Regions from separate parts of the Homo sapiens genome. Here region 2 is linked to region 1. The links are chromatin loops, found by intact Hi-C in ENCODE. Cell type or tissue: testis. All regions are shown on one strand. Links, peaks and the distances in the headings refer to the core of each region. The heading gives the core; the rest is flanking DNA.

What was found. Peaks named below come from ENCODE experiments on the same cell type or tissue, not always from the same donor. Only the 100,000 strongest peaks of a DNase experiment are listed, where the experiment ranks them.
Region 2: it touches region 1 in a loop (5-fold over the local background); 2 of 110 quality-filtered maps call a loop at or near these places.

Annotation. Positions count from the first base shown.
Region 1 is chr15:93,927,253-93,932,639 of GRCh38, forward strand. The region is part of intron 2 of LINC01580 (long intergenic non-protein coding RNA 1580); the gene reads left to right. The region is part of intron 8 of LINC01581 (long intergenic non-protein coding RNA 1581); the gene reads right to left. Among named protein-coding and RNA genes, the nearest start is that of LINC01580, 29 kb to the left of the region's middle. In testis, for the core only: no CTCF peak of the experiment used is centred there; a DNase peak (open chromatin) is centred at 2,669.
Region 2 is chr15:93,860,546-93,865,932 of GRCh38, forward strand. LINC02207 (long intergenic non-protein coding RNA 2207) reads left to right here. Exons shown (of 4, transcript NR_120321.1): 2 at 4,829-5,103. Among named protein-coding and RNA genes, the nearest start is that of LINC02207, 6.7 kb to the left of the region's middle. In testis, for the core only: no CTCF peak of the experiment used is centred there; a DNase peak (open chromatin) is centred at 2,416; H3K27ac peaks cover 457 bases.

The sequences.
Region 1 (5,387 bases), core at 234-5,233:
TGCTTTGTTTATTATGTTGTTTTGTTTTATGTGTGTATGTGGTAAGATCTAGCTTCTTAACAAATTCTGAAGTGCACAGTACCATATCGTCAACTATAGGCACTGTGTCGTACAGCATATCTCTAAAACTTACTCATCTGACATAATTGAGACCCTATACTCATTCAACAACAACTCCCCATTTCTTTCCTTCTTCTAGCCTGTGGCGCTATTTTATTCTCTGCTTCTCTGAGTTTGACTTTTATCGATACCTCATACAAGTGGGATCATACCGTATTTGTCCTTCTGTTACTGGCTTCTTTCACTTGGCACACAGTAGCCTCAGAGTTCATCCCTGTCATCACAAATGGCAGGATTTCCTTCGTTTTATGGTTGAATAATATTTTATTATATATATTTACTGCAGTTTCTCTATCCATTCATCTGTCAGTGGGCATCTGGGTTGTTTCTATATCTTGGCTATTGTGAGTAATGCTGCAGTGAACATGGGAATGCAGATAACTCTTCCAGATCTTGATTTCTCTTCTTTTGGACATATACCCAGAACTTGGATTGCTAGATTCCCTGGTAGCTCTATTTTCAACTTTCAGAATAACTTTCCTACTGTTTTCCATCATGACGGCACGATTTTACATTCCCACCAACAGTTTACAAGGGTTCCAGTTTCTTCACATCTGACCTACTCACTTTATTTCTTGTTTTGTTTTGTTATAATGGCCATCTTAAAAAGTGTAAGGTGATATTCCACTGTAGACCAGCTTCTTACTGCAGTAAGACAATCTGACATTCAAGTTCATTATAATGTGGTTACCACGTACTTTCTGGCCATTTATGCCTCACCACCCCCGCATGCGCAGCCTTCCCTCCTGCCATGTTCGATGGCTTGCTCTTCCTGGTCTTTGCTTCCATGGATTGTATCTTGCTTTCCCTGCTATGAAACACTTATTTATATTTATGTTCATGCCCCTCTTCAGAACTGTGGCATGGTGCAGAATGGTTTTTTCCAGACAGCCATGTGCTTCACTCCCTAACTTCTCCCATGTCTCTGTTTCAATGCCATTCACCTGTGAGGGCTTCCTTCCCCAAGCACCCATGGAGAAGAGCACCAGAACCTCCTCACCTCCTGCCTTGCTGTTTCTCCACAACATTGACGTCACAAAATATTTTTGTTTGCTTAGTTTTTGTCTTCTCTTCACCCAATGAGAATATAAACTCCATGAAACAAGTCCTTCTACCATTTTCCTTTTATACCTCTAGCTTCTGGAACAATGGATACATGTAGTGTTCAGCAAATTGTGCTTTAATAAATTAATGAGTGAATCAGAGTTGTGTCCCCTTTAACTTTGTATTTTCCCAATAACTAGCACAGTGTCTGGACTAGCGTATGATCCCAGTGATTATTTGTTAAACAAATAGCTCCCTGGAGTGAGAGTATTATGGTAGGAGAAAAGTTATTTTATGATAAAATATATCTATTTTTTTAAGGAAGATTTGTTATATAGAGACAAGAGGTATATACAGTGAGTGTGAGTTCTTTATCTGATCACTTGGAAAAGTTCTGGCTTCCCCTCTTTTCAGCTGTGTGACATTCAGCAAGTCAGTTCATCTCTCTGAGTCTCAGTTCCCTCAGATATAAATTAAGCTTTGCTGTGACTATTAAATTAGCACATATATATATGTATATATATACAGCACTTAGAACACTGTGTGACAACACATTGTGAGCACTTAGTAAGTATAAGATGTTATTTTTATATGAGAAAACAATTTGAGAGAAAATGAAAGAAATCAGAATTGTAAAAAGTTTATAAAAACTTTAATAACCTCATATAAAGTGGAAAATTGGTATAAAACTCTTATATGAGGTCACTAATATAATACATATACATATATACAGACTAGGAAACAAGAGTAGAAATGTTCTGATATGGATTCAAGTGCATAATTTTTTATAGTAGTTATCTTTGGGTGGTAAGACTTTGGGTGGCTTTTTCCATTAATGCTTTAGTGAATTGTCCATATTCTATTTTAATCAAGCAGTGCCTCTATAGTCAGCACAAATAATAAATACTGTAGAAATTGCCTCTTCATGAAACTTTAAAAAATACTAAAGAAAATGAGTTTTTTTTAGTATTTAAAAAATACTAAAGAAAATAAATATGGTAGAAATGAGCTCTTCACTACTTTAAAAAATACAAAAGAAAATGAGATGCATTTTAGATTTCACTCTCCCCCAACCTGGCTGCTCGGTTGTTGTCATCCAGGTGAACCCCTAGCAGAATCTGTGGAGTCCGGATGTGTCTAACACCTAGTGCATTCCTCAGACCCACCCTGCCAGAGCTGGTGGATTTAGCCACGAGGGACTTTGGCACTGAGCTCAGACTTTCTGGTGGCATTGGGCAGTCACAACCTGAATCTTTGTCCAAATTCAACTACTTGATTAACTTCCGTTTAAATAGAAGCTTACTTTTGAAAAGTTAGGTTTTCTTCCATTTTTTTTTTCTCCCACAGCTGTCTTGGCAACATCTGATTCCAGCCAGGGCAGGAAGTATCTGAGTCAGAGATGGGGTGAAACAGTTTTTCTGGTGCTGTTCCCAGCCCTCTGACAAGGATCGTCTCTCCTGGAGCTTTCTGTCTGCTTCTACAAATAGCTTGTAGAGAGCCAGAGGATGTGTGTAACGGGATTCAACCAAAGCAGTCCTCCGGCCCACCCTTGACTGTATTTGAAAGAATGTGAGTCATCAGCATGGGTCCTGTCCTCTTCAGCATCCTCAATGAATTAGCAATTCCCAGAAAGCTACCCCTGAGGGAATGGGAAGAAAAAGAGACCAGAAGCAAGGAGACTGAATTTGCACCTACACCAGATGATTTTATAAGATGTGTTTAGATAAATATGGCACATTTCCACCCACCCACCATTAAAAAAAAAAAAAGAAGCAAAACTTTAGTGCTAGATTCTGAAGGCACATTTTGCTTCATTAATCTAAATAAGTACCTTAAATGTGAATTGTTCTCTTTTCTTCTCATTCTTTTTTCTTTTCCCTTTATTGTTGGCGTGGTAGCAGTTGGAAGTGTTTGAAATGGTCACACAAATACTTAGCCTCTCTCTTCTGTATTAAAAACGTAGGCAATTCCCTGTTTCTAGATGAGGAGGAGCTAAATGTGTATATGGCTTGAAGAGAACTCACCATCAGATGAACCTAATACTTTTACCCCTGGCTCTCTTTTTAAGGACTTAGACTTGAGTTATCTCTGAGAGGTCATGAAGCAACTCAACAGATTGGAAGACTGTGACTGGGAAAAATTGTGTCTTGGTGAAAACAATATTGGCTACTCAATTTGCTGAACCAGTATCTAAATCTTAACTTTGGCATTTATGAACTGTGTGATGTGGAGATATTTCTTAACTTCTCTGAACCTCAATTTTCTACTTTATAGGAATCATCGTGGTGACGTGAGGGTTAGTTATAATGGGTTGAAGTGCCTTTCACATGATAGATACTATACTATTTACCTCTATTGAACATACATAATCCTCCCATATAGACATTAAAATTGCTGTAAATAAAAACAGTGAAAGTAAAATCTACAATGTGGTAGAGATAAGTTAATAATAGTCATAGTTAAGTGTCTAGTGCTCAATTTTGTTTTTAGTAGAATGATATCAAGCGTACGTTTAAGTGACCATGTGCCTAATGGTTTTAAATGCTATACCTAACAGCTAGATTCACATCTCTCAAAGTGTGGATTGAGACCCATCTCACTAAGGATCACTGAAGATTCTTTCTAAAAGGCAGATTTCTAGGCCTATCTAAAACCTTGTTGGGTGTGGGGCCCTAAAATTTGTATTTTGCTGTGATTTCTATATACATTATAGTTTAAAAACACAAATTTGATGACAAAGATTTTTTTAAAATATTTTAAGACAATTATTTAGTATAGCATTATCTGAAAGATAATCTAGTTTTATCTGACAGAGTATCATAATGTACTCTACTGATATTAATACACATTATATCATTATAATTATAATTTATTTTTGACGAAACTCATCGGAAGTCATGGATCAGAGTAGTTTCTGGCTTGGTGCCAATGCAAGCTGAACTGCCTACCAGCTATGAGACTTTGAGAGAATTTTAACTTTTCATTAAATTCTAGTTTCCCATCTAGTCTCCATAATAGTTTCTACCCTATAGGATTATTGAAAGGATTGCATGAGATAACACATCTATAAGTTTTAGACTGTAGACGTTAGAGATTATCATCGAAAGACTTCATGATTATTATGTAGTTCAGAAAGACTCTGGTGGAGATTTGATGAGCGTCTTTGAGAATTTTTTTGGCTTGAGGCAAAGAGAGGCAAATCTGGATGGTCCTCATTTTCTCCCCCTTTTAGTATTTTAGCAGAAGCTGGCTTAGCAGGTGCAAAATAGCTCAAAGAAAGAAAAAACTGATTCTAGCTACTGGGCCTCACATAGTCCCTCCTTCTAGCAAGGTAATTTTTCCATAGTTATATAGTCACATAGATAGTCCCTGCACACACCCCCTACAAATACATAGAAAACTTTAGTTGTGGGAGGGGGTATAAACATAACCATTCTACTGGATCATTTGCCATGATGGATCTATTTTAGCTTTGTGTAACCTAAGCATACCTTTCTATGGAATGGGAGAACTTGGATTATATGTGCTTTATTGTTGCTCTGTCTTTACAGTTTTCCATATAAAACCCTATTTTTACAATATCTATACTAAGTAACACTAGAAGTCTGTGCTCATGACCCCTTTGCAAGATAACTTTTTTTTTTGATAAAGGGAATTTTGGAGATTAATAAATTAGCATGCAGGAGGTACAATCGAGAGAGTCCCTGGAGGCAGCATCTGTAGTATGGACTGAAGCATAGCAGGATGGGAACAGGGAGATGTGGAGCTGTGTGATGGTGTCAGAAGAGACCTCAAACCCCGTGGGAAGCTCTGAAGATGGGATTGCTCTTCCCCATCTTTGTAACCTTACCTGTACCAAGTCACTAAATAAGAGCCTTGCTAGGAAAAGGAATTAATCTTGAGCAAGGCACTCCCCATAGGGTTGACAGCTAGCAATCTGTTGCTGTTATCTGGCCCATCACTTGGTGAAATTAATAGGTCCTTCACTCCAAAAGGGAGATTTGGCTGGGGTACGACCAGATCCATCCTGCAGTCACATCTAGTCATGATACATTCTCTGAGATAGCTAGAGTGGATGTACTCATCCATTTTACTGATAAAGAGATTTAAAAAGTTCATTGACTTGCCCGAATGCTCACAGTTTATAAGTAGCAGAGCTGAAACTGAAACTTATCTCTTCTGATTTTCAGTTTCTATTTATACATTATCGTTTTAAAATTGCA
Region 2 (5,387 bases), core at 258-5,257, 67 kb before region 1:
ACCCTTGGTTGAGACATTTATCTATGTGTGTAGGTTGCTATTATTTGCAATCCTAACCCTGGAAACAAGAAAAATCTCCCAACATCTGACCTGGAGGCTTACAGAAAAAAAAGTGCTTGTCAGTAACCATTACACTTCGATTTGGGATTCCTGGGTGCATAGCAAAATAGAAAGTCGTCAGTTTTGTTTTGCTTTACTGATGTGTGCTTTAGGGGAAAAGCAAAGTGATCTGGTTGTGCTTGAATGAGATAGTGGTATTTTCATAACACAATTAGAATGGGGAAAAATTGCATGCAATTAGGTTGAAAGATGCCTTCTTTAAGATGCACTTGGCATAACAGAGCCAGCAGGTTGCAAATTATGGAATGTAGATTTTCATTATCGGGTCTGCATAATGTATAGCTTGCATTTAACAACCAGGTCTGAGGGTGGGTAGGAAGCATGTCAATTGTTTGGTGCGGTAACTAAGGCTTAACACTTTCTACCTCTGGTTTTTTTTATTGCTGTTGCCTTAATTTAAGCACATTTGCCGCTATATTTGCATTTTCTTCAGTTGCTCTTTTTTCTAGTGTATTACCATCATGGTCGCTGCCATTGACTATCAGCATCCTGTGGAAAATCATTTTAGAATCCTCCCAATGCTGGAGAGAGCAGAGATGTGAAGCCTGGCCATCCCCAACCCGGGCATGCCCAATGAGATGACTGGGAAGACCATGGCCTCAGTTTTTTCACTGGACAAAATGGGAGGAGGGGCAGTCGATGCTCATTTTCCAGTTCCTGCCTGACCCTCTCTGACCCTTTACTTTTTAAATCATTCATCAAATGACCATTTTAAAGTTTTAAAAAATTTTCAGTTCATCATTACTATCATTTTTCATCATATTTCACTGGGGCCTTATTCTTGCCAGGAAACTCTCTGCCCTAGTTCAAAACCTAGCTTACCACTTATGACAGTAGTCCCCCCTTATCTGTGGTTTCACTTTCTGTGGTTTCAGTTATCTAGTCAGCCACAGTCTGAAAATATCAAAAGAAAAATTTCAGAAAGAAATAATTCATATGTTTTCAATTACGCACTGTTGCTGAGTAGCGTGATGAAATCTCTCTCTGTCCCTCTCTATCCTGCCTGAGACGTGATGCATCCATGTGTCCGGCGTGTCTGCGCCGTAGACAGTACCTGCCTGTTAGTCACTTAGCAGCCATCTCGGTTATCAGACCGGCGGCCATTGTATTGCAGCAGTGCTTGTACTCAATTATTTAACTCAACTATTCTATTTTATTATTAATTGTTGTTAATCTCTTCCTGTGGCTAATTTATAAATTACACTTTATTATAAGGTATCCATATACAGGAAAAAACATAATATACATAGGATTCAGTACTATTTGTGGTTTCTGGCAACCACTGCAGGGGGGTTGCCTGGAATGTATCCTCATGGACTACTGTAGCTGGAAAATTGACTGAACTTCTAATCAGGGGTCATAGTCAAAATAGATAAAATTGTTGAGGCTCAACCAGTTCAAGCAGATGACAGCACAGCCCAGGAGCAGGTACTGGGAGTTCCTGCTGTACCAGGCGCTCAGCTTTGAGTCACTGGATCATGTGAAAGCAGGGAGGGGAACAGGCCAAGTGGGGAGCAGTCAAAGGAGGTGACCCAGAGGAGGACTTGGAGTAGCCAGAGTACAGGAGAGTGCTTGGGGGAATCAGGGTAGCAGATTTACCACAGATGCGGAAGCCACAGACTGTTAGTTCCGAGACTGATTAAGTCTCACCTGCCTCATACAAAATGGAAATTCAAATAGTGTTTATTGATAGGGTTATTATGGTGCTTCACGGAGATTTTGCAAGTAAAGCACATAGCATAAGGCCTGATGCAGCATAAGTGCTCAATAAATATTAGCCAATATTATTATCATTACCCGATTGTGTCTTCCATATCTCTTTTTGTGTTTCTTCATTGCTTTATCCTACCCACATGTCTATTCTGTGCATTTCTGGTTCTATTTCCCCATTTCTCTATTGTTCCTGTTTAAAGTTTTCTCATGTCCTTAATGTTGTTTCTGCCCTTTTATGTTTCTCTATTTTATTTCTCCTTTTCTGTTAGTATTTTGTCATGCATATCTCCCAAATTTATGTGGGAATGAATATGTGAATGGAATGGGAATATGAGGCACAAAGCAATTTTCAAAATAATGGATGCCTGCAAGTGAAAACGAAGGGAGGGGGATATTTCACTGGCACCATAACTGGGATTCACAGACTTTCTGCTGAGTTTTGAGGTTATGGAAAACCCATGTGCCTGTATGACAGAGTTCTGTCCATGGGAAAAAGGAGACTTAGAGGAGGGTGTCTGGGGTGTTGTGTCAGGGCCAGAGACTGAGCTACGGGCAAATAATACAGTACGTTCCCAGACTTGCGTCAGAGCCCAAGAGGAAGGAAGAGCGCGGTGAAAGCTGAGGAAGTCATTTATGTAACGGACTCTGTGAGATCAGAGACAAGGAGTAAAATGCCTGAGCTCAAGTGACAACAAGCAACCCCAGACTAGAGACAGGATCCTTCTCCCCACTTCGAGCAGATCCCAGCATGAATCCTGCAGTATGGTGATGGCAAAAGTCAGTGCAGGACCACTGGGACTCCTGGAGCTTCTCACATCTCTGAGAGCACCAGCAGCAGGTATTTTGCTCAAAGCAGAGGTGTTCTCAGGGGGGGATGGTTTGACCAAATGTATCTACGGTGCCTTGTGGGAGTGGGCATAGCATGTGAAGACCAGAATAAAGACCTCGTAAGAGAAGTGGTTGTCAGCTGTCAATGATGCTCCAAATAACTGAAATTCATGGCGAGTTAGAGTCATGTGGGGTGATGCAAAGATTCTGAGGGTACCCGTGGAAGCTGCAGTCTAGCAGAGTGGGTTTTAAGCACTGAAGTTACCTCATTTGTGTCTACAGGCTGGGCTATGGGTTGGCTGTTTGACCCCCTCAAACCTCATGTTGAAGTTTGATTCCAGTGTTGGAAGGGGGTCTAATTCGAGGTGTCTGGGTAGTAGGAGCAGATCCCCATTAATAGATGAATGCCCTTTCTGAGGGGAGGGAGTGACTGAGTTCTCACCATGTTAGTTCCCATGAGAGACAGCTGTGAAAAAGAGCCTGGCACTATTTCTCCCTCTCTTGCTTCCTCTCCCACCATGTGATCTCTGCACAGCCAGCTCTCCTCTGCCGTTTGCCATGAGTGGAAGCAGCCTGAGGCCTCACCTGATGCAGATGCCACTGCCATGCTTCTAGTAGAGCCCACAGAACCATGAGCCAAACAAACCTTTCTTCTTATTGTTTTTCTTCCCAACTTTTGTTTTAGTTGGGAAATAAAGGCCCAGTGGAGTGTTTTCTCCACTGTGTTGTGACAGTGGGCCATGAACTTGCCTCATCTTCCTAATAGTTATCTACTACTTAATGTCCGAAGAAACATATGTATTGGCTTGACTAATGTTACATTTATGTTGTTAAGAAACATGTACTCAGGGGCTACATGTGCAGGTTTGCTACATGGGTAAATTTCATACCATAGGAGTTTGGTGTACAGATTATTTTGTCATCCAGGAAATAAGCATAGCATCTATAGGTATGTTTTTGATCCGCACCCTCCTCCTATCCTCCACCCTCAAGCAGGCTTTGGTGTCTATTGTTCCTTTCTTTGTGTACATGTGTACTCCATGTTTAGCTTTCACTTACAAGTGAGAACATGAGGTATTTGGTTTTTTGTTCCTGCATGAATTATCTTAGGATAATGGCATTCAGCTCCATCCATGTTGCTGCAAAAGACACGATCTCATTGTTTTTTAATAGTGGCATAGTATTCCATGGTGTATATATACCATGTTTTCTTTATTCAGTCCACTGTTGATGGGCATGTAGGTTGACTCCATGTTTTTGCTATTGTGAATAGTGCTGAGATAAACATACATGTCCATGTGTCTTTATGGTAGAACAATTAATATTACTTTGGGTATACACCGAGTAACAGAATTGCTGGGTCAAAAGGCTGTTCTACGTTAAGTTCTTTGAGAAATCTCCAAACTGCTTTCCACAATGGCTGAACTAATTTACATTCCCACTAACAGTGTATAAGTATTTCCTTTTCTCTCCAATAAACCTCTTGTCTTTATAAATTACCCAGCCTCAGATATTCCTTCATGGCATTTCAAAACAGACTAAGACATGGTGGTTGTCTGAAGTTATAGAGGCAGATACAAAAAGGAAAATTATGCTAATTACTACTTCTAACCTCATCCCTCACTCCACCTTTCAGAAATTAGGATTAAGTATGTCTGGGGCAAGGCCCAGGAATCTGAACTTTTAACGAGTACACCATCCTCCCCTTCTGTTCCTATCCTAGATCCTTAGAATATACACAAAGTTTTCATGGACCACACATTATGAAACACTGGATTAGCGCAAAGTGAAATGCTTCCAGAGTAGGAGCCACTATTCTGAGGAATCTTGGAAGAAAAAGTATCAAAATATGTTACTATGTTTTGGGGGGATAGAGACAGAACTTAAAATTGATTGAACTCCAAATATGGCCAATTTTTTGGATGATTTAATCTTTCCCTAAAGCTCTTTGTTTACCCATAAAATGTGAACTTTCCTTGACTTTGACTGGGTATGGAGTAGATTGATGGTATTGACTGATATTTTTGAGTGTGTAGTTTGTGGTTTTATGAGGCATTTTTATATTGTCTTTACACTTTTGGAAAGTATATGCAATTGCTAAAACTTCAACGTTATCTTTTTCTTTTGATGAAATAGAAAACATCGCCCATTTCATCTGTTTCTTCAGTCCCCAGATAGCAGATGACTGGTAGGAAGATGAGGCAAGTTTGCGGTCCATTGTCATGGATAGTGGAGACAACACTGGGCCAGAAGTGGTAAGACCTGAATCCAAGACTCAGCTCTGCCACTTGCTAAATGGGACTTTGAATAAACCATTTCTCTGCACTTAAGTTCCTTACCAACAAAACGAGGGAAGTGGCCTACATGCCTAGATATCAACATTTCATGTCACGTAGAGATCTAGCATCACAAGAATCCAAGTCATCCTCTGTTGCCTTTAAGGTAAGCGCTGTTGAAAAATAATCAGCTATCAGAGTGCTCAATTCCAGTCTTCAATTACGTAAAGAAAACCAATACCGTATACCTCTTGGCCTGCCCATTTCAGGACAGGGTGGAGGAGGCAGAAGGAAGTGGGAGTTGCACTGGGGAGGGAGAGAGACTAGCTCTTCCAGCTGCTCTTATGATGAGGAAATAATTACTTAATGGCTAGGCAATTTGTGAAGCAGCTGCTGGTGGTTTGGGGACCCAGCTGTTCCAAAAAATAAAAAGAATTGGGTTTTCTCTTT